Linked DNA regions of Homo sapiens: all the other regions are linked to region 1. Evidence: chromatin loops called from intact Hi-C (ENCODE). Cell type or tissue: A673. All regions are shown on one strand.

What was found. Hi-C counts contacts between places; a loop is a spot of excess contacts. Peaks named below come from ENCODE experiments on the same cell type or tissue, not always from the same donor. Only the 100,000 strongest peaks of a DNase experiment are listed, where the experiment ranks them.
Region 2: it touches region 1 in a loop (7-fold over the local background); 83 of 110 quality-filtered maps call a loop at or near these places.
Region 3: it touches region 1 in a loop (5-fold over the local background); 53 of 110 quality-filtered maps call a loop at or near these places.
Region 4: it touches region 1 in a loop (6-fold over the local background); 9 of 110 quality-filtered maps call a loop at or near these places.
Region 5: a loop joins it to region 1, with 2.6 times the contacts of the local background. A loop is called at or near these places in 6 of 110 quality-filtered maps.
Region 6: a loop joins it to region 1, with 6 times the contacts of the local background. A loop is called at or near these places in 3 of 110 quality-filtered maps.

The regions. Positions count from the first base shown.
Region 1 is chr10:24,516,251-24,521,250 of GRCh38, forward strand. It overlaps KIAA1217, which reads left to right. Exons shown (of 21, transcript NM_019590.5): 11 at 3,873-4,003. Among named protein-coding and RNA genes, the nearest start is that of ARHGAP21, 210 kb to the right of the region's middle. In A673, CTCF peaks have their summits at 432 (motif pointing left) and 2,950 (motif pointing left); a DNase peak (open chromatin) is centred at 2,911; H3K27ac peaks cover 3,791 bases.
Region 2 is chr10:23,991,558-23,996,557 of GRCh38, forward strand. It overlaps a transcript of KIAA1217 not described here. Among named protein-coding and RNA genes, the nearest start is that of KIAA1217, 220 kb to the right of the region's middle. In A673, a CTCF peak has its summit at 3,097 (motif pointing right); a DNase peak (open chromatin) is centred at 3,114.
Region 3 is chr10:24,206,524-24,211,523 of GRCh38, forward strand. KIAA1217 reads left to right here and starts at 2,615. Exons shown (of 21, transcript NM_019590.5): 1 at 2,615-2,740. The coding sequence starts at 2,671. RefSeq lists enhancers at 2,801-4,000, 3,374-3,433 and a silencer at 3,034-3,083. In A673, no CTCF peak of the experiment used is centred here; DNase peaks (open chromatin) are centred at 2,308, 2,648, 3,048 and 3,698; H3K4me3 peaks cover 2,594 bases; H3K27ac peaks cover 3,204 bases.
Region 4 is chr10:23,312,664-23,317,663 of GRCh38, forward strand. All of the region lies in intron 4 of C10orf67 (chromosome 10 open reading frame 67), which reads right to left. Among named protein-coding and RNA genes, the nearest start is that of C10orf67-AS1, 29 kb to the right of the region's middle. In A673, a CTCF peak has its summit at 2,277 (motif pointing right); a DNase peak (open chromatin) is centred at 2,318.
Region 5 is chr10:23,522,783-23,527,782 of GRCh38, forward strand. No RefSeq gene overlaps it. Among named protein-coding and RNA genes, the nearest start is that of OTUD1, 86 kb to the left of the region's middle. In A673, a CTCF peak has its summit at 2,850; a DNase peak (open chromatin) is centred at 2,799.
Region 6 is chr10:23,705,277-23,710,276 of GRCh38, forward strand. It overlaps a transcript of KIAA1217 not described here. Among named protein-coding and RNA genes, the nearest start is that of OTUD1, 270 kb to the left of the region's middle. In A673, no CTCF peak of the experiment used is centred here; no DNase peak of the experiment used is centred here.

The DNA.
Region 1 (5,000 bases):
TCCAGTTAGGCAGCAGAGTTGGGTGCAAGATACTAATAACATCCCATATTTGGGGAGTGTCATTCCCATTTGCACACTGACTTCCTGTATCTTAGACCATACTCAGGCCTCACATACCTGCTTGATGCCTGTCTGGGCTGTGCCTACAGAGATTGGAAGATTCTGTAAGAGAAACCTGGATTTCTGGCTTTTCTTGAAAGTTCCGGGGTTCAACCCCAGATTCACAATTTCTGTGGATGGGGCTTAGGAATCTGCAGTTTACAAACAAAGCCGGTGATTCTGAAGCACTTTCACATTTGAGAGTTACTGCCTAGAATGATGAGGAAGACACTGAGTGTTTGGGTTTGTTTGGTTTTTGTTTTTGATCAAGGAAGTAGCAAAGCTAGAGCTGTATTGGAGAGAGGTCCCTCTGGTGATCATGTGCCGGACTGATTAAGAGGAAAATAGATCAGTGACTAGGAGACCATATGGGAAGCTACTGTATCCGTCAGGCAAAAGGCAGTGAGGCCTGAACCACATAGTAGAAGTAAGAAAGAAGTCAAATGCAAAACGTCCTATGGTATTCACCGTCTAAGACTAGCTCTCAAAATTCTTCTTTAAAACACCTTTTGAAATATATATCCTTTTGGCTGGGTGCAGTGGCTCATGCCTGTAACCCCAGCACTTTGGGAGGCTGAGGTGGGAAGATCGCTTGAGCCCAGGAATTCAAGACCAGCCTGGGCAACGCAGGAACACAGGGACACCCAATGTCTACAAAATAAAAATTAAAATTAAAAATAAACCCTAGCCGATCATGGTGGCACACACCTGTGGTCCCAGCTACTCAGGAAGCTGAGGTAGGAGCATGGCTTGAGCCTGGCGGGTCAAGGCTGCACGATCACACCACTGCACCCCAGCCTGGGTAACAGAGCAAAACCCTGTTAAAAAAAAAAAAAAAACTAAAAATATCTATATACATATATATCCTTTTAATAATGGTAGTGTAAATTTTCCTTCCATAAGGTATAAAGTAGGTTAACTGATTGGATGGCTAGATCTGAATGGCAAGACAGCAGGTTATAAAAGACAGCTGGAAATAGCTAGAAGAGAAGAACTAGAATGTTTCTAGCATGAAGAAAAGACAAATATTTAAGGTGACGGATATCCCAAGTACACTGATTTGATCTGTACAAATTATATGTACTAAATTATCACATGTACCCCAAAACTCACATCTATTATGCGTCGATTTTTAAAAAGAGCTTATTTTTTAAAAGCCAGAAATTTCAACTCTGGAATATCAGAACAGTGATATCCCTCTTTCCTTCCCCTCTCCCTCCTCGTTCTCCTTTTTGTTCTTCTCCTTCTTCTTCTTCCAAGTACTAGAATATAAGTCTCCTTGTGGAGCATGTTAGGTTGAATTACTGGTGAGCCATTCAGAAGGCAGAGAGAAGAAACTTGGGCCTAAAACTGTGAAGAGATGGGCTGGGCACAGTGATTCACACCTATAATCCCAGCACTTTGGGAGGCCAAGGTGGGTAGATCACTTGAGGTCAGGAGTTAGAGACCAGTCTGGCCAACATGGCGAATCCCTATCTCTACTGAAAATACAAAAATTAGCTGGGCATGGTGGCGGGCACCTGTAATCCCAGCTACTCAGCAGGCTGAGGCAAGAGAATCACTTGAACCCGGGAGACGGAGGTTGCAGTAAGCTAAGATCAGGCCACTGCACTCCAGCCTGGGTGACAGAGAGAGACTGTCTAAAAATAAAAAAATAAAACTATGAAAAGAAATTGGGTCTAGATAATTTCTACATGAAAATAATAATTGGTCTTCTAATAACAGTCAAGTGAAATACATTCCAACAAACTGCATGCTTCTTTTTAACAAAGCTAGGATGAAAAGCCACTTAAACAAATAGAATGCTGTAAACTGTGACGTCTATGAATATCTGACATTCTGTGGAGCAAAGCTGATATTTTAAAAGTCATATTGATTACCATGTCAAAAATTTATTTCCAGCATTCATTTTAGCCCCATGTCTCTGTTACATTTTTGAATGAACAAATTTGATTTTTAATGTTTTATCTAAAGTAGGTATCATAAACGTTTGCATAGAAGTGATATTGTTGTGTACAATTGTATCAATATACATTTCTGTATATTCCATAAAGCTGTGAAGTTTAAGCGTCTCCGTATGCAAGGTTGTGAAATCCAAGAGGCATATTGTATAGAAGAGATCAAAACAGAATTCTAGGCAGACTGACTTTGAGTCAGATGACAGCTCCTTGAAGTATTAATTACGCACTGACAGACATGTTGGTTGTTCACGGAACCAGGAAAATATTTGGTCCTTAGCTCTTCCAGCAAAGCTTTGCAGGACTGGACCCTGTGTCCAGTCAATACAGGGAAGTCATTCTGTTTGGTTGTGCAATAGAAAAGAACTTTTCCACACGAAGTTACCATATTTATTTAGAGCCCTTCAGTGAGGTGGCACAATCTCTTCGTGTCAAGAATCCAATAGCTGTAGGAAGTTTCCCGTGGGTGTGTTCACAGAACACTGGGCCCCTTTCCATAGTTCACAGACGTGGACAATGAGCAGATGAGGCTTTCTCCCTCTGGTCCTGAAGTAGCATCATTTCATCTGAAATGGCCACAAGCAATTTTGGTTTATTTTTCATAACAGAATCAAAGACATCACCAAAAACTCCATCCCACTTCTTGCAGGGGAGGAATTTGTTATTTTCCCTTGGATCCTGTTGAACACATGTGGCATCCTGCCTGAACCCCTCCCGCAGCTGCCATGCGATCCAGAGCTCCATCCACTTGCCCACCTAAGTGGAAAGGGCCTTCGAGGGCCATCAGTTTGCAGACGACACTGTGCATTCCTTTTTCTCTTTCGGACGCTGGCTCCACAATCCGGGCTCCAGGAGGTGGAATCGCTGTTCACTTACTGCCCCCTAGTGGTCCGCATTTCTGAAAGTTCTTTATCCCTGTTTCCTTTGAGATTTTTCTCCGTAGATTTATAGGTGTTTAGGATGGGGTTAGTAATGTGGCCAAGGAGGTGGTTGTTTTCTCAAGGGTGAGACCTCGTCTCCGATCTCCGTCTCTTGGAGCTAGCATTCCCCTCTATCCACAGACACCACGTCTGTCGTCATTTTTATTTTCTGCAATCATTTCTTCTCTTGGTAGCTTGGAGAAGAGTTCATCCTTGTTGATGAGACAATCAGTATAAACCAGAGGTTCTCATTTAGGGGCAATTTTGCTCCCCCTTCCCCAGGGACATTGGACAATGTCTGGGTCTGGAGACATTCTGGTTTGTCACAAGCTGGGGTAGGCAAGGTTTCTACTGGCATCCAGTAGATGAAGGCCAGGGGCGCTGCTAAACATCGTACCGTGCAGTTTCCCCACACCACAGCGAAGAATTACACAGCCCAAAATGTCAAATGCTGAAGTTGAAAAGCCTGATATTAACCACTGTGGGCTTCTTGTTTTACTGCACCGCAGGTCGGTCTCCCTCTCTCTCTCTTTCTCTCTTTCTCCCTCTCTCTCCTACCCCACCCTCCCACCTATCCCTCCTTCTGTCCCTCTGTTGGCATCAGCACCACTGAATAAAAAGACTCGGTCCTCTGTTAGCCAGGCACAATCGTCCCTTTGGCCAATGTAGAACATTCCCTGGAAAACCCTCCTTGTACCTGCCTCACACCACTGCAAAATGTTCCCAGCCACTGTTAAAAGATGAGCGACCCCCCTCCACCACCACCACACGAAAGGCAGGGGGGAGGAGCTGGGGCTCTACACAAAATCAGAGGCTGAGACGGGCACTCGGCCCCTCCTCTTCCTCTGTGAGGCCTCGTGTTCAGCTCTATGTGCTGGTGTCCTTGCTCCCGCAGCGAGTTGGAAGACTTTGTTGAAGACTTGAAGAAGGACTCCACGGCAGCCAGCCGATTGGTTACTCTGAAAGACGTGGAAGACGGGGCTTTCCTCCTGCGTCAAGTGGGAGAGGCTGTAGCTACCCTGAAAGGTAAACTTTCTGCTGGGTCGGGGGAGGAGTCTGAGCTGTCTTTCCTGCGGTGTTTAAAAATCTGCCACATAGAGGATTCATTCATGTATGCAAGTATTTATTAAACGTCTACATGTGCCAGGCATTGTTCTGGACACTTGGGATACCCCACAGCACAAAGTAGGTGCACATCCCCCTCTTCTTGGAGCTGGTATTAGAGTGGGTGCTGTAAGATTTCACACTAAATGATTCCAGTAACACTTTCTATTTGCTAGGCTCTTACAGTGCACCGGGATGCATGTGCCAAACCCGTTAAAAACACAAGGTGGGAGGATCACTTGATCCCAGGAGTTCAAGACCAGCCTGGGCAATATAGAGAGACTCACATCTCTACCAAAAAAAAAAAAAAAAAAAAAAAAATATATATATATATATATATATATACACACACACACAAAAAAAAATTAGCCAGGTGTGGTGGTGCATGCCTGTGGTACCAGCTACTTAGGAGGCTGAGGTGGTAGGATCTCTTGAGCCTGTGAGGTCAAGGCTATGGTGAGCCACCATTGCACCACTGCACTCCAGCCTGGCAGCCTGGGTGGCAGAGTGAGACCCTGTCTCCAAAAAATAAAAATAAAAAACAAAAAATAAAAAATTAAATTAAATTAAAAACCTGTAACCAGGCACGGTGGCTCACGCCTGCAATCCTAGCACTTTGGGAGGCCAAGGCAGGAAAATCGCCTGAGGCCAGGAGTTCAAGACCAGCCTAGGAAACATAACAAAACCCCATCTCTAAAAAAAAAAAAAAAGTTTTTTTTTTTTTTTTTTTCTGGCCAGGCGTAGTGGCTCATGCCACTTTGGGAGGCTGAGGCGGGCAGATCACTTGAGGTCAGGAGTTCGAAACCAGCCTAGCCAACAGAGTAAAACCCTGTCTGTACTAAAAATACAAAAATTAGCTGGGCATGGTGGCACAAACCTGTAGTCCCAGCTACTCAGCTGAGGCAGGAGAATTACTTGA
Region 2 (5,000 bases), 520 kb before region 1:
GGATTTGAACTGGACTGTAAAATGGGGTAGGTTCTAGATATATGTTCATATGTTCAGATATCTACATAGATTCTATATCTAGATATTCATATATCTAGAACGTATCTATCCGCATTTCACGTATATGATATATCAGTATATCACAACCATGACGTACGATATAATTACATGAAGCAGACAGGGAATGGCATTCTAGGGAAGGCGATAACATGCACACATACTTTAAGTTGGTAATAAACACCCCATATCCCAGTGTCAGATAGGAAAATAATCTGTTGGGGGCAGGGGGATTCATGATAGGAAGTAGCTGGTTGGGTGTGTTTTAGGAGAACTTGACTACTAGGCTGAGTACATTATCCCATTAAATATAGCAAGGCTGCTCATTACAAGCCTATGAGTAAGTCAACTTTTCATGGTGGAGAGTAGAGAACATAAATTGTCTTGCAATCCATTAATATTATGACATGATTACCTGGTTGCCCCCCAAAACGCATCATTTTATGGGCTCTCTTCTGGTAAAATTACTTTTCTGACTCTGTAACACCATAAAAGAATACTCCCCAAACCACAAAACTGAGACAACTAGAGTGCTTTGGATTTTGCTACCCATGTAGATTTATAAGTTTTCTTTTTATTGATAATTCATTGTGGAAATTACTTTGGCAAATATGTATTCAGAAGTCCATTCAAAAAGGAAAAACTCACTAAGTGAAGAATCTAAAAAGTTAATACAGCTCACAGAGCAGCCAAGAAATAGAAATAGAAATGGTGAGGCTTGAACTTCTAGCAAAGATATCAGTGTTTCACGTGATGGATCCAGAAGGAGATGCAATCCTTGCCTACCCCATTGCCATCTTTTCAAAGTCAAGAATGAGACCCAAGAGTAACAGGAGAGGGATGGAGGCTGACAAAGGCAAAGCAGCAGAAAGGAATCATTTAGAATATGCTCATGTCCTGATTTGAGGTTGAAGACCCCCCAGGATAAGAAGTGTTCTGCATGAGATATGTTTATTTGGCAAACAAGAAAGGCCAGAACAGGGCCATCATTTCTTTTTTTTTTTTTTTTTTGGAAGCCCTCGTGATGGGATAAGAAGGAACGCATCCCAGCCAAAGGTCTAGAAGGAAGCTTCAAGGTCAGGCCCTGATTTGACACAGGGCCCCTAACACTGTCAAAGTGGCATGCCTGTTGGCCCCTACAAATGCACGAGGAGAGTTTCTGTGTTGTGACAGAGTCACACTATTTATCCTCCTTCACTGAGCTTGCAACTCTAGGAGGGACACAAATGGAGTGTGAGGGTGGCAGGAGGAAGAAAGGCCACCCTTAACCAGCCAGATAAACTGAACCAACACTGCGGGACAATGGAATAAGTGATACCACCGCCAGTTTTACTTTCTTTTTCTTTGCTTATATGTCATTTAAGAGCCACTTGCAGTCACTTGTCCCCATGAACAAAGGTACTCTGATAGCTTCCTTTTTTTTTTTTTTTTTTTTGAGATGGAGTCTTACTCTGTTGCCCAGGCTTGAATGCAGTGGTGAGATCTCGGCTCACTGCAACTTCTGCCTCCCGGATTCAAGCAATTCTCCTGCCTCAGCCTCCCAAGTAGCTGGGATTACAGGCACCAGCCACCACACCCGGCTAATTTTTGTATTTTTAGTAGAGATGGGGTTTCACCATGTTGGCCAGGATGGTCTTGAACTCCTGACCTCAAGTGATCCACCTGCCTCGCCCTCCCAAAGTGCTAGGACTACAGGCGTGAGCCACTGCGCCCAGCCTGATAGCTTCCTTTTTATCCCCACTGGTGTAAGTTGACTAAACAGCAAGTCTTGAGGACTTTCATGGTCTTCTCTCCTCTCTTGTTCTAGGCTATTGCTTAGTCCCCTCATCCTAATCAGGAATAGTCAATACCTTCAGAAGCTCCATGGAAGATATCCAGGAGATTATCCAACTCTTTCAGATTTCCCAGAGTCCAAGAGTTTGGCTCTCCATAGCCCAGCTTTTTTTTTTTTTTTTTTTTGAGACAGAGTCTCATTCTGTTGCCTAGACTGGAGTGCAGTGGCATGATCTCAGCTCACTGCAACCTTCGCCTCCTGGGTTCAAGTGATTCTCCTACCTTAGCCTCCCAAGTAGCTGAAATTACAAGTGCATGCTACCACACCCAGCTAATTTTTGTGTTTTCATCAAAAATACATTTGGATTTTTAGCAGAAAACGGGGTTTCACCATTTTGGCCAGGCTGGTCTTGAACTCCAGACCTCAAGTTATCCACCCACCTCAGCCTCCCAAAGTGCTGGGATTACAGGCATGAGCAACCGCACCCAGTCTGTAGTCCACCTTTTGTAAGAGATGTGAATTGGGATGAGTCTTCCCGGTGTGCCTAAGTCTCAGCTCAGGCTCCTAAACATTCAAGAGAACAGAGAAACTGTCCTGAGGTTACAGGCCTTCGCATTTCTCCTGATGCAGTGGATGGGATAGCAAGTACCAAGGCTTAGCGACTACTCTAGCTTGTGAGCAGATCTGGGGATCCCTAGAGGGAAAGAGGAGAATGTGAATGATTTAGAGTCGTCTTTGGTCTAACCTGGTCATGACTGTGCTGTGTTCCTGACCTGGCTTAGAAAAACCCTCCCATTGACAAGCCTTTCTTGGTTTCTACACCATAAGTTGATGACTATTGAAGCTGAACATGACCTCAATGGTCTTTTAGTTGGCATATTACACTTGGGTTGGGGTGTGGATATGTGGGAGTTTGAGGGATGGGGATTAGGTAGCTGAGGACCAGGGACATCTGATGTAGTGGAAATCTCCTTTGTGCTGATTTTAGGTCTCAGGACAGTCCCACAGCCCAACACCACCTTATCCATGGGACTATCGTGATCGTTGGGTTCTCCGGATGGAGTCCTAACATCGCCCTTTTAAGCAGTTGCCCTTTCTTTCTACTACCCAGGTCAAGCTTTGGAGAAATGGGACAGAAAGTCAAGGAGAGTTTTAACTTTAAACTCAGCAGCCTTTTTTGAAGGTGTCGCTGTGGAAGCCAAGATCATGTCTGGGATTGACCCTAAGGTTGATGGAAGGTTTCTGAGCATAGTTCAGCATCATCCCACCAGGGGGCAGTAGGAAGCTGTGTGCACAAACCATTTCATCTTGACCAAAGTCAAATCCGAACCATACAACTTTTCTGTCCTTGAACCGGAGCTTCATTAAAACCCTTGGGCAACATTTCAAACTTTAAAACTGTAGAAACTTTTAGTGAATATGGAAGCATTGTTAAGCGTAGGTTGGATTTTCTCTTCATAACCAATACAGGATTCAATTTTGCTGGGAGCATGTCATCATTTATTTTCTTGTCTGAAATGGCTGTTTTTCACTGGTTTCAAGATCTGAAATATGAATGCATTATTTACAATTATGTAATACCCTTACCCTGAGCTGTAAAATAAAAATTAAAAAAACTTGCTTTTCCGTGTCTTTTAAAGTGTTGCCTCCAATCCATGTTATTAAAATTTAAAAGAGCCCAAGAGCAGCATTGGTAATAGCAGAGAACAGATTCACACTCAGATTCATTTTTGTTTAGCACTTGCCGTGTGCCAAGCATTGCCCTGGGAACTAGGAGTACAGGGGTGGCTCTGTTCCTCGGGGAGATCATGGTCTCCTGGAAGATCCTACAAAATAACAGAAGACCAAGTCCCCTGTGCTCTGGAGTAATTAGAATGCTGCTCTTAGCTTTTAGGCAAAAAGCTAATCAAATTGGTAAATGGGAAAAAGAAACACAATAGAATCCTTTCTGGAAAAACCACTGCTTAGGAAACCTGACATGTTCATAATTGCAGGATTTGGGGTAAAAACCCCTCAAAGCAAATTTCCTACTTTATCAATTCCATTACAGCCAATTATGGCCTGTGTGTGTGTGTGTGTGTGTGTGTGTGTGTGAGTGTGTGTGTTGTGTCTATATATAACGAAATTAGGGCAAATGGCTTCCTCATTATTAAGAGAGCATTTTTCCTTCCTACTTGAGTTTTCATTATTTCCTAAGTAATATTTTCTCAGTGCAATTTTGCAAATGTAAGATACCCGGGAATAGATACAGGTTGAAGCGGCAATCCAGGGACTGTCTCATAAAAGCATTGAGAAGTTTGGAAGCACATTAAGTTTTTAGATTGAAACAGCAATAAAATAATGTCACTGTGTTATGAACCAGGTGCTGCCTGCCTGCCTGATGTGTCTTGATTCTAATTAGTTAAACAGTAAAAATGGAGCCCTTATTTTTTTGGCAAGGTTAAGCGTATGGCTGAACATGCTCAGCACAGGACAGTGATTTGCAAACTCTGAATCCTGGTCCCCAGTCTATTCTTGACTTTGGGAAAGTCACTTCGCCTCTTGTTTCTTATTTCTCTTGAGTAAAATGGAAGCCATGAAACAGTCCATCTCACTGGGGTACCGTGATGAATGTCACAGATGATGGAAATATGCTTTGCAAATTCAAACTGGGGTTGAAATGTTGGTGCTAGCCCATAGCAAAGAGGTATGTGTCTGGTTTCATAGAGAAGCAACTCCCCTGCCTCCCTTTTTTGCCCACTTCTAGCCTCTGCATATGCCTAGAAGCACCAAGATCATTATTCAGCCATTTTTGCCCTTAAACAAACCAAATGCAGTCATTTCAAAGATATTCAGAAAGCATCTTGCCTTTATGCTCTTCAGGAAGCAGGAACCATGAAAATCAAGTTATTGTAGTTGTGCTTATGCGCCTTCTTGCCTCGGATTGACAGGGAAGGTATTGCATTTGGGGACCATAACCGCAAAATGGATTTATGATATAGGAAGGAGACAATTTCTCCATGTGGAAAGGGGAGCACTGGGCCGGTAATTCCTTGTGGTGAGTTTTTCTTCCCTAGACAGCAAACACAACGGCAGAAACTGTTATTTTCTTTTTTACTGTGTATCCAACACCTGTCACAGTGCCTGGTACACCGTAGCCCTACAGTAAATGTTCGCTGAAAGAATGTTG
Region 3 (5,000 bases), 310 kb before region 1:
ATATGGAATAGTCGGTGCAAGGGCAAATAGAGTGCCTTCTCAAATTGTTTTCAGTTCCTCTTCTTAAGGAGGAACAAAAGGCCAGTAAGTAATCCAATAGAAGCTTTTCCCTATAGAATGGTCAGAAAGTTTGATCATTCAAAAGAACATTATTTTACCATAAATACATGTCTAGGTTTCATGATCCTTAATGATTCATGTTAATTCTCTTCCCCCAATGCCTTTTTCTGTTGTGCATATCACAGAGTTTTGTTTCCTGGAATATCAGCAGAGAGGGCAGTGGGCTTGGCCCGTATGGGGGAGGGGAGGGTCCTAGCAGCTGGAAAGCAAGGTCGGCTGACCAAGGGGGTTCCTTGGGCTGCCTGGAAAATGGTAGTTCAGACCTGGTGGGAGACATTTCCCTATTTTTGTCCATCTAGGGGTCAACAGAGGCCTGAAAGACTGCTCTGACACCTTCCAAACAGCCCCCAGGAAATCTTAATCAGCATCTGCCAATGGATCTTTTCTGCCTGGGTTGAGCTAGCCAGGAGGGCCCTGGGGCAGGGTGCTGTTTGTGGCTGCCAACGGCTGTGGCAGCCCTCTGCTGCCTCCTTCATCCTGGGGTTTTTGCCTTTGTGCTACACCAAATGACAGGTAGGAGCTGTTAAGCACGGGCTCTCTGGACACCAGAGCAAGGGGATTGGGGTCACAACCAAAGGCTGCGGGACATCTGATTTGGGCTGCTGCATCTCCTGCTACAGTGTTTCTCTCTCTCTCTCTCACACACACACACACACACACACACACACACACATACTTTTCTCCCACCCTCCTCCCCACTCTTCCTAGCATTAATACTTTAAAGACAAATACACAACAGTATACAAGAATCAGGATGATCTGGACCTGAAAGGCTGAACACAGCAGGGCCCTCCTTCATGAACATTTTGCACCTAAGGAAATAATAAGGTTAAAACTAGATTCATCTGGCCTTTGCCCAGGGGCCACCAGGACAGAAACTGTGTAAGATTAGTTCCTCCTTAAAGCAAGATTGCCAGGTAATTCTGTTGCAAAGTCATAGAGACCTTAAGTTATCTGCCCTGCAAATCCCACTGCCTCTATTCAGGCTGCCGAGGCACTGCTTTAATTTTTTGAAAGATTCACCGCGTCTTCTTGGATTTCAAGAAAAATCCCGTTAAGAATTGAGGGGCTCTCTTCTTCCCCTCCTGACGTGAGTGTAACTCACTTCCTGGTATGTCTCCTTTCCTTTTGGCCTACATCCTTTGTCTGTTAGGTGCTTCCACATCCTTATGTCTTAAATGGCCAAAATACGTCACCCCCACTGCCAAAACACACAGGTCACTCGAGGTCACAATCTGGAACATAGGCTGGCCATTGTTCAGCACACATTCTTGATCTAAATCAATCTCAAACCTTGCTGGAATGCCCTGTAAACTGGGGCAAAGTATGGTCACCAGACTAACCATTGTCCTTTTTTACCCCTCCTGTGACGGGGCTACTACAGGTTACAAAATCGCGCTCTTCCTCCTAGCTACTGTGTTACTCTGAGATATCTGACATCGCAGAGCTAATGTTGCCTAAATTATTTTCCCATCCTCTTTTTTTTTTTTTTTTCGGACATCATGCCTCCTATTTTCACTCTCTGGGAACTCTGCCAGTTTTTCAAGGACTGGGTAAAGAACAAAATAAATATTTGTAGGTGGTTTAAAAGGAGAAGTATGTTGGTTGTAACTCTGCCTGTCCAAAGAAATGCATTTTCACTGTCTTTCAGATTTTTGGAGTCGTTAACTGGGAGAGCTTCAGAAGATTGACTTTACTAGTTTACCTTTCAGATTTGTGATTAAGGGCTGGGTGTGTGTGTGTGTGTGTGTGTGTGTGTAAGTGTGTTGGGGGAGGGAGGAGTCTGAGAAAGTGAGCAAGTACGTAGAAACTTTTTTTTAAAAAGTCCAGATTAAGTGATTGAAATCGACTGTGTGCAAATGACGCTATACCTCTTCATAGATGTTAATCGGGCCCTAAAAAGTTAGTGCCGGAAAGTGCTTACTTACAACACTCAGCATATACTCTTTCTTTCAAATTGTTTGGGATTTTTTTTTAAGGGAGTTCACTGAAATTTGGGAGGTTCAACAGGTTGCTGTTTTTTAATATGTGGATCACCCGATTTGGGAGGCTCACTCTGCCTCTGAGATTAAAGAGATGAGGGCACTGGCTCCCAGCGAAGGCTCTCGGCCTTAATCATGTGTGAAATGTTTTCCTTCCTCGGCTGCAGAGCCTCGGTGGTTTGCAGCAGTGGAACCAGGCAGGCCCAGTTGTGGGTAGGAGAGGCCGTCACCTGTTGAGGCCTCCCCCCCACACCCCCGCATCGCCCTGCCCTGGCAGAGCCCAGCCCCCAGTCCCCGGAGAGCGCGCCTGAGGACGGACGGACGGACGGACGGACAGACCTAGGGACGGAGGGCCAGGGGCAGGGGAGATCCAAGAGGCCCCGCGCTGGAATGCAGTTTTCTCGGGCGAGGGAGACTTTGCACCGGAGTGGAAAATAGTTTGGGGTGGGGTTTCGCACCGTCCCCTCCTCCCCAGCCCCGGGCCCCCTCCCAGGCGCTTTCTGGGAGCTTTTAGAACTGCGCTCTGAAGTTTCCAGAGAGCGAGGAGCTTTTGCGGCAGGCAGAGACAATGGAAGAAAATGAAAGCCAGAAATGTGAGCCGTGCCTTCCTTACTCAGCAGACAGAAGACAGATGCAGGGTAAGTAACAGACCCATTCAAAGATGGAGTTACAGGGACGCGTGCCCCTTGCCGCTTGCTGCTTTTTATAAACTGCAGCTCTGGGACCCGGCAAAGGAAAAAAAAAAAAAAGGCAATTTCTTGGGATGGTACATTTTCCAAACTGAGTAGAGCATAGAGAACTGTGATTTCTTAGGCTTGACTTTATCTCTGGCACGATTTTCTTAAGCAGCAAAAGAGGTGGTGGGGTGATGTCACATTTGTAGTGCAGTGAGCCATCAGCATGAGCTGTATCTCTAAGCAATGACAAATAAATCACTAAGCAGCTTTTAATCATTTCCCCCCGGGGCTCCAGCCACGGGAGAAAGGAGCTGTTTTTGTGAAACTGTCTCTAGGACCGCAGCTTCCATTCATTGGTTGGGGGATTCCATGTGGCAGATGCATGCTGGCTGCAAAGTTTGTGCAGAATTTTAGAGTTAAATCACAGAAACCAGGCATGTTTTATTTTACAGATCCGAGCAGCAGGGGAGGGCTTGAGCATCTGGGTGATAGATAGAACTCTGGATCTTCTTTTATGTTTTAATTCAAAACTTGGGAGTTGTTGGACAATTTTGGTAAATTTTCTCCAGGCAGTTTCCCTTTAATTGTGTTTATAATAGACTTGTCTTTTCCGTAGGGAATTTCCAGAAGCTTATGTTGTTCCAAAGAAATTTCGCACCGGGTTGGGTGGCCAGAGGAGGTCCCTGCTCTCTGGCATCTGATGCCTGTGATGCCAAGAGCTGATTCTGTGGGATCCTATAGGCAGCATGTTCATAAACCACACAGCCCTGGACCACCCGCCCCACCCTCCCTCAGGTTCATGCAGGGGCCAGTACACAACAAAAAGACGTGCGGGAGTGCAGTGCTGTGCGTGGGAGTAGGGATTATGCACAGGGGAAAAGGTGTGTGTTTTATGAAAATGTGAAAGGGAAGTAACACATGACTCATCCACGCTGAAAATGCAAAGCTAAGCCAGTCAGGAGAACTTACAATGACAAGAGATAGAAATCCCCCAGTGAAATGCAGAAAACTTGAAGTTTTGTAATGGCTGGAGAATCCCTGAGTCTGAACAGTCATCTGTCGAAGTGTCTGCCTTCGTGCTGCCAAAGCACAGCACTCTCCTTCAGGCTACCGGGGTCAGTGGCATCCAGTGGAAGATAAGGCTACCTCGTCCCCCTGACCCCCGCAACCCCCCACCCCCATTTTCTAGGACAGGATCCTACTTCAGGAATTCAACCTCTGGGCCTGTCCTGAAAGAGATGACTCAGATTCTAGAGGGGCCATTAGAAAGGGATCCATTTAAGAAATGACTTTCCAACAATCAGGGCAATTCAGAGGCTTCAGAGGCTAGGATGGTCAGCCTGAGACAGTGTGCTCCTTTGCTCACTAATTCATTCATTCAGTGAATATTGAGCATCTGTTATGTAGACGTCACTGTTTTAGCTGCCAGACATCCAGTGGTGAACAAAGCAGACTAAAAATACTTGCCTTCATTTAACTTCCAGTGTAAGGACCAAGTTTCAGGGGGTGGGGAGCTGGTAGAGACAGACAATGAACAAATAAATAAAATATATAGCATGTTAGATGGCACGGCTGCTGGATTTAGCAAATAAAAATACAGGAGGCCCAGCTAAATTTGAATTTCAGGTAAACGGTGAATTTTTTTTTTTTTAGTATAAGTATATCCCATGCCATATTTGGGATATACTTATGTTAAAAATACTTCTCCATTATTTATGTAAAGTGCACATTTAACTGAGCAGTCCTGTATCTTATCTGGCAACCCTATTTGATGGAAATAAGGTTACAGAGAAAAATAAAGCAGGAAAAGGAATAAGGAGTGAAACTGTAAATAGGATTATTAGAAAGAGCTTCGCTGAAGTGATATTTGAACAAAGACAGGAGAGGTAACAGCAGGGATGTAATGTTTTCAAAGAACAGCAAGAACATGGGAGAAGGATGGGAGGAAAAGAGATTGAGAGGTAATCCCAGGCCAGATCACCTAGGGCCCATGAAACCATTGTAAGGACTAGAGCTTTTATTTTGAAAGAGGTGGGAATCTCCTGGCAGGTGGGACTACTTTTTTTTTTTTTTTTTTTTTTTTTTTTTAGAGAGGGTCTCATTTGTCACCCAGACTGGAGTGCAGTGGTGTGATCATAGCTCACTGCAGCCTTGAACTCTTGGGCTCAAGCAATCCTCTGGCCTTAGCTTCCAAATAGCTGGGACTACTGGGACATGCCAC
Region 4 (5,000 bases), 1.2 Mb before region 1:
ATAGTTGCATATATGTATCTGTGATGATTAATTTTATGCATCAACTTGGCTAGGCCATGGTACTCTTTTTCAAACGTTAAATGTTGCTGGTATTTTTAGATGAGATAAATATTTAAATAGGTAGCTCTGAGTAAGGCAGATTACCCTTCATACTTCCATCATGTAGATGGAGCTCATCCAATAGGTTGAAGGCCTTCTCAGAAAAAGACTGAGATTCTCTGAGGAAGAAGAAATTCTCCTAGAGGACTGCGTTCGGACTCAAGCTATAACATCAAGTCTTTCCTGGGTCTCCAGCCTGCTGGTCTGCCTTGCAAATTTCAAACTTGCCAGCCCCCATAATTACATGAACCAATTCCTCAAAATCTCTTTTATCACCTCCCCACCCTCTCTTCTCTTTCCCTGTTTTCTCCCCATCTCCCCCAAATATTCATTGTCCTTCAGGGCTCAGCATAGGAATCACCTTTTCCTAAAAGTCTTCCTTAACTATTCACCCAAATTGACAGAGAGTTATGCACCCACTGGGTACAAACCTCCAATGTGGACTGTAATTGCTAAGTTTATTATCTCTCTTGACCACTGGATTATCCACAATGAGTACAAGGACTGGCTCTGGGCCTGTGCTGGAAAATCAGACAATGGGTGGATGAAATGAATCAAAACGTGAGTGAAAGAACAGTTAAAGACCTCGACATTATGGATTGCCTTTATTCTAGGAAATTTCCACTAGGAATTCATGATCTATTTCCAGTACCATGGTGTAGGTCGAGATATCTTGACACTCTTCTTGATCATATTCAACCCTTTATTCAATAAAATTTGTCAAAAACCTATTACATGCCACGCAGTCTGCTGGGAGAAGAATACAAAGATGAGTAAGACTCGGTCCCTGCTCTGCAGGAAGAGTCTAGTGGACAGATCAATATGTACTGGGTAAATGTGATACAATTCACTGTAGCTATTATACAGCAGAGAAAGAGCAAGAAGGGACATTATGTGAAAATTCCAGGGAGGTGGTTAATAACTTGAGGAGAGCTGAGGGAAGCAGGCGACGGCCCAGTATTGTGGGAGGGTAAAGTTTTAGCTAAGAAGTGGAAACAGATAAAAGTGAAGACATAAAAGGACCTTCTAAGCCATGCTAAGGCACTTAAACTTCATCCTAAAGGCATGGAGGAAACACTGAAGGATTTAAACAGGGCAGGATATGGTCAGACTTGTGTTTTGAACGACCACCCAGATGACTGGGCAGACGATGGACTTAATGAAGACCAAAAGGGATAAGAAGGCACCAGCCACAGGCCAGGTGAGCAACGCTGACTATCGAAACTAGTTCAGAGGCAAACAAGACGTGGATTTAGGAGGTAAAAAAACTGGCAGGATGGTCAGGCATGGTGGCTCACGCCTATAATCTCAGCGATTTGGGAGGCTGAGATGGGACGGTTGCTTGAGCCCGGGAGGCAGAGGTTGCAGTGAGCAGAGACGGTGCCACTGCACTCCAGCCTGGGAGACAGAGCAAGACTCTGTTTCAAAAACAACAACAACAACGAATACCCAAACAACCAAACAACAACAAAAAACTGGTAGGATTCAATGGCTTACTAAATATGAAAGATGAATTTGTTATCTAGTGCTGCATAAAAGTTTTACCCCAAATGTAGTGGCTTAAAACACACACGTTTGGCCAGGCACGGTGCCTCACACCTATAATCCCAGCACCTTGGGAGGCTGAGGTGGTAGGATCACTTGAGGCCAGGAGTTTGAGACCAGCCTGGGCAACATAGTGAGACTCGTCTCTAATGAAAAAGAAAAAAAATTAAGTTAAAACACACACACACACACACACACACACACACACACACACACACACAAACTTATTATCTCACAGTTTCTGTTGGTCAGGAATTCAGGTAGGTCCTCTGTTCAGGGTCTCCCAAGGCTGCAATTAAGGTGGTGTCCAGGGCTTTGGTCTCATCTGAAGCACAACTGTGAAAGGATCTGCTTCCAAGCTCACTCAGTTTGTAGAAAAATCCACTTTTTTTTCAGCTATAGGACTAGAGGCTTCAGTTTCTTGCTGTCAGCCAGAGGCTATACTCAATTCTTTGCCACGTGGGTTTCCCCAACATAGCCTCTCACATAGCCAACAGAGAGACTCTAGCAAGACAGATACTACCCTTTTATGTAACATAATTACATACAACTCTTTATCTTTGCTGTATTCGATTGACCAGAAGCAAAAGTTAAATAAATTTAGAAACTTGTTCATAGCTGAAAAAAAAAGTACAGGTACTTGTGACCTTAACTGGTCTCCAGAGGGCAGCAGAGAGTCATTTATACTTGTCAATCTACAAAAAGTGTATATAGCACTTCGTTTTATTTTCAACTTTCCTCTGTTCTTCCTTATGACTAAGCCTTAACAAACTGGGCGGCCAGGATCTGGAAGGCTGTCTGAGGTCATGGATCAAAGTGATGCCAACAAGCCAAAGCAAAGATTCCAATAATGACTTTAATTTAATTTAATATAAACAATTTTTTCTTAAGTCAACTAACCACAATTAAGCATATTTAACCAACACATATTTATGAAAAACTGATGAATACGAAGAATTTAATCATTTCATAGCTTTCTACTCCTAGAAGTATAAAGCATATGGACAAAGAGTAATATTCATTATTCAGCTATATTTTTGAACATTTGATATACATTAGAAATAGATCAATGTCCCAGAAATTGTAGAAGACACAAAGAACTATAAGAGCATGTGTTTTTTGTTTTTTGTTTGTTTGTTTGTTTGTTTTGAGACAGGGTCTTGCTCTATCACCCAGGCTGGAGTGCAGTGGCATGATCATGGCTCACTGCAGCCTTAACTTCCTGGGCTCAAGTGATACTCCCACCTCGGCCTTCCAAGTAGCTAGGACCCTAGGCGCATGTCCCCATGCCCAGCTGATCTTTTTGTATGTTTTGTAGAGGCAGGGTCTCACTATGTTGCCCAGGCTGGTCTCAAACTCCTGAGCCCAAGTGATCTGCCTGCCTCGGCCCCCCACAGTGCTAGGATTATAGGCATGAGCCTGGCCAAAAGCATGTTTTTAAAAACCACGAAATTCTGACTTACTCTCTCATTATAAACAAGAATAATACCGGATAAGATAGATTAAATGCATCTTTTTTTTTTCTTTTAGAGACAGGGTCATGCTCCGTCACTCAGGCTGGAGTATAGCAGCACAATCATGGCTCACTGTAACGTCAGACTCCTGGGTTCAAGCAGTCCTCCCACCTCAGCCTCCTCAGTAGGTAGGACTACAAGCATGTGCCACCATGCTGTCACAGGATCCTTGGGGTGTTGCTTTGCCAGCCAGAAACCTCTGTGGTCAGTGGCACTTTTGCCTGAGTTTTGCCCAGGCCTGCTGTGCTCATTCCACCCGCTTGGCCGGGCAGGCTGTGCTCGGCTCATACTACCAGCCTGGATCCCATGCCTGCCAAGGGCAAGCCAGATGCAGAGTGACAAGGGGTGCATGAGTGAGTGCAGGGTCCAGCCACTACACACAGCTAGGCATGCCAGCTGCAGCAGGGCAGGCAGCACCAGGTGCTGACAAAGGTGCCAGCTCCCTGCAAGGCTGCAGCTGGACCAGGTATACCACAAGTGGCTTCCACTGCTGGCATAGGGGAACACAGTGGCACCTGGAAGCTTGGAGACACCAGGAACTGCAGAGCCCCAAAGAGGGTGTCACAACACTGGCTCAGGGAGCTCCTAGGTCTGGGCGCCCCCAAGGGCTGCAGCTCTTCTCTCCGTCTTGTTGCCTGCAGTGTGGTGAGCGAGGGGTGTGTTTCAGCCCTGTTTTTATTACAGCTTTTTTAGTCCCACCATTTGGTGGGTCCCAAGTTCTCGTCCCACACGCAGGAAGAATGAGATATGCAGACAACTGGAGGGTGAGTAAGGCAAAGAGGTGCTTTATTGAGCAACAGTACAGCTTGCAGGAGATCTGAAGTGGGTAGCTCCTTTCTGCAAGCAGGTCATCCCAGCATCTGCTCAGCTCCCAGCTAAGAGAAGACCCACAGTGGGTAGCTCCTTTCTGCAGGCAGGTCATCCTGATATCTGTTCAGCTCTTAGCTGAGAGAAGACCCCACAGCGAATAACTCCTCTCTGCAGGCAGGTCATCCCCACTTCTGCCAGAGTCTGGCTGAGTCTAGGGTTTTTATGGGCTTCAGAGGGGAGGAAGCTCATGCTGATTGGTCAATGGGCAGCCATAGGTGGGCCTGAAAAAAGCACCATAAGTTCTCACTCCAGTCTGTGGAACTGGCAGCCTGGCCCCCAGGCTTCAGGCCACCCCTGGGTTGAAGGTGGAGCTTCACCAGCGACACATCCCTTTCCACTCGGGAGCCTGTCGCTTCCTGCTGCTGTTCATGGTGCCCAGGCTGTTCATGCCAAGGGACACCTGCAGGCCTGTGCTGTGCCACCCTCAGTGCCCCCTTGGCCTCCCTCCCATGCTTGTTGGCACCCAAACTCTGGAGGGGGCCAAGGCAGCAGAGGGCTGGTGTGTCAGCACCATCCCAAGCACACACACACCTGGCTGGGTCATAACAGCGCCTGGGCTTGGCCACAACTTTGCTTCAAAATCAGAGTGGGTGCCAGGAGTGAGGAGAGGCCAGGCAGCAGGAGTAGGCACTTCCGAGCCTGTGGGAGCAGGGGGGCTTCCTAGGCCCCCAAGAGCACAGGGATGCCTGGGTCTGCAGCCATGGCTGGGCAGCTGCAGCTGCCTCTAGGAGCGTGGAGCTCCCCCATCACCAACTCAGAAGGTGAGCACCACTCCTGCTTGTTCCTGGCTCCTGCCAGCTTAGTAGAGTGTACAGCCCTGGCCATATCTCCCCTGCTGCAGCCGGCATCTTTGCAGCAGCTGCTCCAGACAGGCCACTGCTGAAATGATTACATGGTTTATGGATGAAAAATGAAGTGACAAAAAATATTTATTCTCAGTTGCATAACTGTTTACATAGAAAGCCCCAAAGA
Region 5 (5,000 bases), 990 kb before region 1:
ATGTTGCCCAGGCTCATCTTGAACTCCTGGCCTCAAGTGATCCTTCTGCCTCAGCCTCCGAAAGCACTGGGATTACAGGCATAAGCCACTGTGCCCGGCTGATAAATATCTAATTAATGCAGGGTTGAATAGGTGATTGAATACATGAATGGAATCAGTAGGCACTTATTTATTTGCTTTAGCATCTATTAAATAGTCACCATCTTGTGGGTTGTAGTTACTGTACAACTGAAGTGTTTGTAGGTGTTTGACATGCACATTTGAAGTAGCATGAAAAAGCCACCTGACTAGGCAGTGTGATAGGATTACTGATTTCTGCTGATAGCCAGGCCTACCTCACTCCGGGATTCTAGAATTATACTTTTGCATGGAATATCTCTCCTTGTGCTAACTCCTGATTTGACTTGCATCACATCACCAAAGTGTTTCCGGTCATCTAGGTCTTTTGGAAACTCTGGGGCCAAGAATCCTTGAAAGACCTAAAGGAAGCATTTTGAGGAACTGGGCCCCCTCGTGGCCTGTCCTTGGCAGGGGCTTTGGACTGGTATGGAAGTCTCCCATATCCATGCGTCTGGGCAAAATGCAAATGGCAGTAACACCACCAGCTCCTTATTTCTCACTGATGCTGGACAGAGACCCAGCAACCTTTACCCTGGAAGTAATCAAGTGGTTTTGACATGAACTCTGAGGTGGGGCTTGGTTTTTCAAGAAACCCTCTCTCCTGTCAAGCCAGGTCTATTCTGGATGCCAGGACCAGAGAAGTGGCCACCACCACGTGGAGCAGTTGAGACCATTGGTGAGGTGAGGATAAAATAATTCATTGTCTTGCTTTCATCTCTCATTGGCTGAGAGAACATAGGCACGTTACTTTCAGCTATGAACTTCTCAACTGTAAAATAAGAGGGTTGACTCAAGAGGATCTGAAAAGCCTTTTCCAGCTCTGTCATTCCTGCAGTACTGTGGATTTTTCTTTTAGGGATGAAAATGGGTTCCAGTGCAAGTTGTTGTCCTCACTCTAAGGAAGCCCTGGCCAGCCACTCCCTTCTCCTCTTGAGATAACATTTTAGTTATCATCTTTCTCAGTCACCACCTCTGTCTTACAGTTTTTATTTTTGACATCATTGTTTTCTTATTTACATCAAATGTGTGTTAGTTTACAAACATTCTGAAAAAAGTGAAATCGACTCAGCATAGATTTATGTGGGTAATAACCTGCAGCACACTGAAGCAAGTGCATGGTATTAGGCCGTTCTCGCATTGCTATAAGGAAATACCTGAGACTGGGTAATTTACAAAGAAAAGAAGTTTAATTGGCTCACAGTGTTTCAGGCTATACAGGAAGCATGATCCTGGCATCTGCTCGGCTCCTTGGGGGAACCTCAGGAAACTTACAATCATGGTGGATGGCAAAGGGGGAGCGAGACCTCTCACACGGTAGGAGCAGGAGCAGGAGCAGGGGCAAGAGCAGGGGTGGGGTGCGGGGGCAGCGAGGTTTTACACACTTTAAACAACCACATCTCATGAGAACTCTCTCACAAGAACAGCACCAACCAGACGGTGCTAAACTATTCATGAAGGATCCACCCCAGTGATCCAATCACCTCCCACCAAGCCCTACCTCCAACACTGGGGATTACGATTTGACATGAGATTTGGGTGCAGACATAGACCCATACCATATCAGACATGAACAGGAACAGACAGGGCTCTGTCCCCCAGGATCACACAACCTGGCAGAAAAGTCTGTTAGCTCCATTGCTACAATTCCATTCTAAAGACTGTAGGTGCTCAATAGCATTTCTTCTCCCTCCCAACCTGGGAATTTTATTTATGCTGTAGGAGAGGAAACTATCTTTTCCTCACCCATCCTAGGTTCCTGGCTGAGGCCCCTGTAACAAAAGACAGATTAACAAAATAAAACACATACAAATGTATTTAATGTAAGTTTTATGTGACACAGGAGCCTTCATAGGGAAATGAAGATTCAAAGACACAGTTAAACTCAAATGTTTTTAAAAAATATTTTAAAATTTTTATTTGAGATGGAGCCTTGCAGCATTGCCCAGGCTAGTCTTGGACTCCTGGCCTCAAGTGATCCTCCTTCCTTGGCCTCCCAAACAGCCGAGATTATAGGCATGAGCCACTACATGCAGCCAAACTTGAGTGGTTTTTTATAGCTGGTTTGATCAAGAGTGGACAGTTGTGGAGAAATATGAGTGGGAAAAAAGGGTATGATCTAATGGTAATAAACTTGGGGAAACTTAGCAAACCTATTTGTTCAAATTCTTCCATGTCCCTGTGTCTTCAGAGATTTTTTCTTTCTGGGTATAGGGTGGGTAGCTTTCACATGAGATTCTTATGCCCTGCTTCAGGAGAGGACAAATGAAGGCCAGAGAGACCTTCCTGTTTCTGCTGTTTTCACACATTCCTTCAGCTTGAAATATTCAGTATGTCAAGGTGCCATACTTTGGGGTAGGGTGTTTGGAAATCACCAGTGCATTTCAAAAGGAATATGAAGACGTTACCAGTGGCTATAAATACATAGAGTAATGGTCATTTTCTTTTCTTTTCTTTTCTTTTTTCTTTTTTTTAAGCAAAGACTCTGTGTACCTTCTATCTGGTGTTAGTTTGGTTAGGTTCTTTTAGTTTTGTAGAATTGTTATCTTGCTGTGATTATGTTCTTTTAACACTAAGGAAAACCATGTAAAAAGCAGGGTGTTCAAAATTCTGGGGACTAAGACTTGGAAAGAAATAGGCCCAGCAAGCCAGTTCCGCAGGGCTGTCATTAGAGAGTTGACTTGGGTGGCACAGAAGGCACCATAGTGCCCTCTAAGGGTGGTAGTTACTGAATTATTGTACTTCGCTGACATACTGTTTACTCATTAAAGGTCTTGGAAAAGCAGAATTTTAACTACCTTTGCTCCAAGAGAATAAACTCTATTTAGAACAAGGGAAAGCTTTCTATTTTTACCCAGGAAAGAGCTAACCCAGGTGTGGACTGGGAAAAGACAACTTCCTAGGTTTTCACGGTGAGGTTCATTTTGTGATCTGGTAACAGGTCATAGAATATCACATCCTTACACCCTACACCGTTAAGCACAAAAGACTTCCAAGGAAGATTGCAATGATTTTTGGATAGCGCTCACCTCTGCTTCTCTATTTTATTTCAAATATTTCAAATATTACAGAGTTGATAGCATCACACACACACACACACACACACACACAAACACACAAACACATTTTAGAGATTTTTTTTTAACAGTAGTTTGAGGTTCACAGCACCCATCACGTGCATGGCTACCCCACTATCAACACCTCCCATCGGAGTGGCATTTTTGTTGCTTGATGAACCTACAGTGACATGTCATTATCATCTAAAGTCCATAGTTTACATTAGGGTTCACTCTTGTTATACCTTCTATGGATTTAGACAAATGCATGGTGATGTGTATCCACCATTGTACTATCATACAGAGTAATTTCACTGCCCTAAAAATTTTCTGTGCTCCGCCTAATCATCCCCCACCCCCAACCTCTGGCATCACTGTTTTTTTTACTGTATCCACAGTTTTGCGTTTTCCAGAATGTTATATAGTGGAATCATACAGTATGTATATTAAACTAAACATGCTCTTATAAAACTAAACATTTTTAGCTTTTTAGGCTTTTCAGATTGGCTTCTTTCACTTAGTACTGTGCATTTAAGTTTTCTCCATGTATTTTCATGGCTTGACAGCTCATTTTTTTTTAGCACTGAATAATATTCCAGTGTCTAAATGTATCACAGTTCATTTATTCATTCACCTACTGAAGGATCTCTTGGTTGCTTCCAAGTTTTTTAGCAATTATGAATAAAGCTGCTATAAACATCCACGTGGGCCAGGTGCGGTGGCTTATGCCTGTAATCCCAGCACTTTGGGAAGCCAGCACGAGTGGATCACTTGAGTCCAGAAGTTTGATACTAGCCTAGGCCACTTGGCTAGTGGTGCGTGCCTGTAGTTCCAGCTACTCAGGAGGCTGAGGTGGGAGAATCACTTGAGCCAGGGAGGTTGAGACTGCAGTGAGCCATGGTGGCACCACTGCACTCCAGCCTGGGTGACAGAGTGACAGAGTGAAACCCTGTCTCAAAAACAAACAAAAATCCATGTGTAGGTTTTTGTGGGGACATAAATTTTCAGCTCCTTTGAGTAAATTTCAAAGAGTGAGATTGCATGGTAAGAGTATGTTTAGTTTTATAAGAAACTGCCAAACTGCCTCCCAAGTGGCTGTACCATTTTGCATTTCACCACCAATGACTGAAGGTTCCTATTGATCTACATCTGGAATTTGGCCATTCTAATAGATGTGTAGCAGGATAACATTATATTTTACACACTTTATAGTTGAAATTTGGTTGGTTACCATTATTTATTTTTTGGTAGTTTGATTGTTCTGATTATTAGTTTTTGATGTCAGCTGGGCACGGTGGCTTACGCCTGTAATCCCAGGACTTTGGAAGGCCTAGGCAGGTGGATCACGAAGTCAGGAGTTCGAGACCAGCCTGGCCAACGTGGTGAAACTCCGTCTCTACTAAAAATACAAAAATTAGCTGGATGTGGTGGCATGTGCCTGTAATCTCAGCTCTTTGGGAGGCTGAGGTAGGAGAATTGCTTGAACCCGGGATGTGGAGGTTGCAGTGAGCTGAGATCGCGCCACTGCACTCCAGCCTGGGTGACAGAGCAAGACTCCGTCTCAAAAAAAAAATTATCAATGTCATTTATCATTAATGAATATCCAGAAAATTGTGTCAACTTCATTTGGATGTGAAAAATACTACATGATGTGCTTGCTATTAAAGAATATTTAATTAGGAAAAATGTCATTTTAGGAAACATATCTTTTTATGTAACTTATCCCATCTGTCTATTACCATGATGTCTGGGCTCTAATTTCCTCTCCTGAATTGCTTGCTCTTTCAAAGTAGAACATCATTTTGTTCACTTTTGTGTTCTCTCCAA
Region 6 (5,000 bases), 810 kb before region 1:
GTTGATGAAGTACAATTATCTGTTTTTTTTCTTTTGTTGCTTGTGCAACAAATGCAGATTCATTAAGATTTATTCCTGTGTTTTCTTCTAAAAGTTTTGTAATTTTAGCTCTCTTAATTTGTCTACATTTTATTTTAAGTAAAGATTTTTGTATATGGTGTGAGGAAGGGATTCAACTTTATTTTTATGCATGTGGATATTCAATTGTCCCAGCAACATTTGTGAAAAGTAATCAAATTTTCTTGACAGCCTTGTTGAAATCAATTGACCATAAATGTGAGGGTTTATTTATGGGGTCTTAATGTTATTTTATTGATCTGTATGTTCATTTTTATGCCAGTACCACATTATCTTGGATACTGTAGCTTTGAAATAAGTTTTTAAATTGGAAATTGTGAGTTATTCAACTTTGTTCTTATTTTTTAAGATTGTTTTGGCTATCTCAGTACTTGAGTTTCCACATACATTTTAGGGCCTGCTTATCAATTTCTGTGAAAAAGAAAAAAATAAACAGAGAGACAGCGCCAGCTGGGGTTGTGGTAGGAATGGTGTTTAGTCTATAGATCAATTTGGGAAGTAATGTCATCTTAACAATATCAATTCATTTGATACATGAGCATGGTATGGCTTTCCATTTATTAAGGTCTTAATTTTTTTCAACATTGTTGCATAGTTTTAAGAGTATACATTTTACATAAATTTTGTTAAATTGATTTTTAAGTATTTTATTTTAAATGTTGTTGTAAATGGAATTGTTTGCTTAATTTGATTTTTGAATTGTTCATTGCTAGTATATGAAAACACAATTGCTTTTTTTTATATTGGTCTTGTGCTCTGCAACCTTGCTAAACAAATTTATTTGTTTTAATAGCTTTTTGGTAGATTTTTAAAGGATTTTCTCTATGCATGATCATGTCATCTGTGAATAGACAGTTTTATTTATTTCTTTCTAATCTAGATGTGTTTTTCTACCTCCCTCCCTTTTTTACTTCCTTGCCTAATTGTCCTCGCTAGGTCCTGTAATACAATGTTAAACAGAAGTAGCACAGGTGGACATCCTTGTCTTGTTCTGGATCTTAGAAGTAAAAGCACCCAGTCTTTCACCATTAAGTATAATGCTAGCTGTAGGTTTTCCACAAATACACTTTATCAGGTTGAGGAAGTTCTCTTTCTCTTCCTACTTTGTTGAGTGTTTCTATCATGAAATGGTATTGGATTTTTTGAAATGCTTTTTCTGTATCCATTAAGATGATTATTTGATTTTTATTCTTTATTATATTAATATTACATATTAACTAATTTTTGATACTAAACCAACCTTGCATTCTTGGGATAAATTCTACTTGATTATGTTGTACAATCCTTTTCATATGTTGCTGGACTTAGTTTGTTGAGAATTTTTGTCTATATTCATAAGAGATATTGGTCTGTAATTTTCTTGTGATATTTTTGTCTGGTTTGAGTGTCAGGATAAAAGTGACTTTCTCCTTCTATTTTTCATTCTTAACACTGCTGTTCAGGCACTTTTGGGACATGTAAGATGAAGGGAAGAGAAGGAAGTCTAGGGCTGATAGTGAGTTCCAGTCAGCAGTATGGAAGAGGGGAGGAAAACCCTAAATAGATTCTATAGTGGGCCAAAGATTCTTGGCTGCCACATGGACACCAGGCGGGGACCTGTTATTGGGTATATCCTATGTAAAGAATGTGTCCTGTTCTGTTCTTTTTATACACATATTCATTCAGAATATTTATTGATCACCAGCTGCTATCTAATAAGAAGTAAACTTATTACCAAAAAGTTTAAATAGACCTGACTCCTGTCCTATGAGAACATATAGGTTAAAGGGGTAGGAAGACACAATAGAATAATTACAAACTAAATGTAAAATTACAGCTATGATTTGTATGATGAAGGGAAGATTCCTGGTGCTGTGAGAGCATATAATATAGGGGTTTGGTCTGGTGTTCTGGCGGTGGGAATAACATACCCCAAGGCCCTGCTTTAGGAAGAAGTGAAGGAAGGCCAGTGCTGGGGGAACACAGAGAGCAGGAGGAAGGGAAATAATGGGAAGGAGAAAGTAAAAAGAACCAGGCTACCTGCGGCCTGGAAGTCTGGTGATAGGCCCATGTCATTATCCTCAGAGCAGTGTGTTTTCACTTTTAAAATGTCTGTTTCTGAAGAACTGGGGGCCATTGCCTAAATGAAATAACCCAGAAACAGAAAGTCAAATACTACACTTATAAGTGGGAGCGAAACAATGGCCACATACAGGGTGGAATAGTAGACACTGGAGGCTCCAAAAGGTGAGAAAATGGGAGGGTGTGAGGGTTGAAAAATTACCTGTTAGATACAATGTTCACTATTTGGGAGATGTGTCCACTGAAAGTCCGGACTTTACCACTACACAATATATCCTTGTAAGAAAACTGCATTTGTACCTCCTAAATCTCTAAAATAAAAATTTTTTTAAAGGCAAAAATTAAAATGTCCTTGTCTGGATTCACCAGTTTTATTTTGGTTTCAGGTTTTCCTTCAAGAAGGAAATGTCATTCACGATTTCTGCTCTTTCCATTCCAGTTCTTTACATTTTTGAGACTCAAAGTGGAGGCAAGAGAGAAATGGAATTGAATGAAGGATTTGAAAATTGCTTTCAAAAGGCTGGTCACAGAGGGAAGGAAGGGAGAAAAGCAGGGTGTATTAGTCCATTTTCATGCTGCTGATAAAGACATACCTGAGACTGGATAATTTATAAAGAAAAATAAGTTTAATGGACTTACAGTTCAATGTGGCTGGGGAGGCCTCACAATCATGGCAGAAGACAAAAGGTACCTCTTACATGGCAGCAGACAAGAGAGAATGAGAGCCAAGTGAAAGGGGCTTCCCCTATAAAATCAGATCTCATGGGACTTACTTATTCACTACCACGAGAACAGTATGGGGGAAACCACCTCCGTGATTCCATTATCTCCTACCAGGTCCCTCCCACAACATGTGGGAATTATGGGAGCTGCAATTCAAGATGAGATTTGGGTGTGCTCATAGCCAAACCCTATTACAGGGTTAAGTTTATTGAACAGCAGCAGAAGGAGGGTACACACATCTGTCTGGTCCAATCCCCTAATTTTACAGGTGGATGCCCTGAGGCTCAGAAGCACTGGGTGACATCCTGGCTCACAGAGCTTGAGGTGGCAGAGCCAGAGAGGGAGCCTCAGCTTCCTGGCTTCCTTTTGAGTGCTCTTTCCTCTGACCCTCACTCTTCCCCAAGCTGAGCTCTGAAGGACAGGAAGAGAGAGGGCAAGATGCCAAGTAGAGGAGGCCCAATATGTACAGGCCTTGAGGCAGTCCTTGCGGAAGGCCACTGTGGTTGGAACAAGGTGAGTGAACAGAAGATGGTGAGAAATGCAGTGGAAAAGTTAGGCAGGGCCTTAACTCCTCAAAGAGGAGTGCAGATTTATTCTAAGGATGGTATGAGGCGTTTTAAAGGGGGACTAATGCAAAAAACATATATGGATGAAGAAGATGACTCTTCCTAGTTCATGGAGAATGGATTAATGGGGCCAGACAGAGGTGGAGAGTTGAGGTAGGAGTCTGTGGAAGGTGAAGTGGTGAGAAGTGGACAGACTAGAGCTTTGTTTTGGAGTTCAGATTGCCAGGACTTCCACATCACCTTTAAGGCATTTGTAAGAATTCCAAGAGGAAGGTGGCTATGCCTAGGCTGGAGAAAAAGGGCAGTGTGGATCCTCCTCTAGGCAGTTGGGTTATTCTAGAAGCAGATGTGTTGGCTCTTTCTGAAGCTCTGGAAAAGTATAAAGTTTTCTGTTGCGGTGTTCATGGCTTACCCTCCAGATGTTTTGACTGGCCGTTGCCCCACCAGCCTGCGGCCACTTGACACTTTGGATATCTCCTCTCAGGTATTCGGCTATAGCAGTAGTGGAGGAAAATTCTCCAAGAAATAAAAACTTTCAGGTGGGTGCGGTGGCTCACACTGGTAATCCCAGCACTTTGGGAGGCCGAGGTGGGCGGATCACTTGAGTCTAGGTGTTTAAGACCAGCCTGGGCAAGATAGCAAGACCTCGTCTTTATAAAATAGTTTTTTAAAAATTAGCCAGGCACGGTGGTTACACACCTGTGGTCCCAGGTACTCAGGAGGCTAAGGTGGGAGGATTCCTTGAGCCCAGGAGGATGAGGCTGCAGTGTGCAGAGAGCATGCCACTGCACTTCAGCATGAGTGACAAAGCAATACCCTGTCTCCAAAAAAGAAAAAAAAAAAATAAAGAAATAGAAACTTCCTTTCATCCGAATGCCCCTCCTTCTTTCCTAATGGAAAAATGGTTACCTATTCTTCAAAGCCTTCCTCAGATATTAAGCTTTACTATGAAACTATGAAGACTTGTGTTTATACACAATTATATGGCATTAATTATGCTCATCTAACCCTTTTTACTATGCCTGTATGGTCCTTATTACACCTAAACTGTTATCATTTTTTCTGTTTAACTCGGAGATACAAAGCCTAGAGAGATGAAGTAACTCACCCAAGGTCACAGGCAGTTGGGGCCCACAGTCTGAAAGCTTAGCCATTGTGCCATGTTGTCACTAGCTGGGAGCTCTCTGGGCAGCATTACTGATTTTCTCTTGCTTTCAACACAACTCTGTTATGTCGCACTTTCCCTATTATGTGAAGAGTTAATTATCTGATTTTCTTCTCTGGTTGAGAGTGAGCAAATTGAAGGTAGGAACTGTGTGTTACTTACTTTCATATTCCAGTGTTGGATGGATAACGGATGCAAAGTGAGTGAATGAATGACTAAAGAACATGAATGAATGAAGGGATGACTCAGAGAATAACTGAGAAAATAGAGTGGCAGGTGTGGGACGGGGCCTTCTGTTACCTTATGCAGACTGCACTTTTTCTAGGCCGAGGAGTCCCTGAGCTGCATTACAATTCAGGCCAGTGTAATTTCTGGCTTTACCATCACATAGTTTAAAATTTTCCATT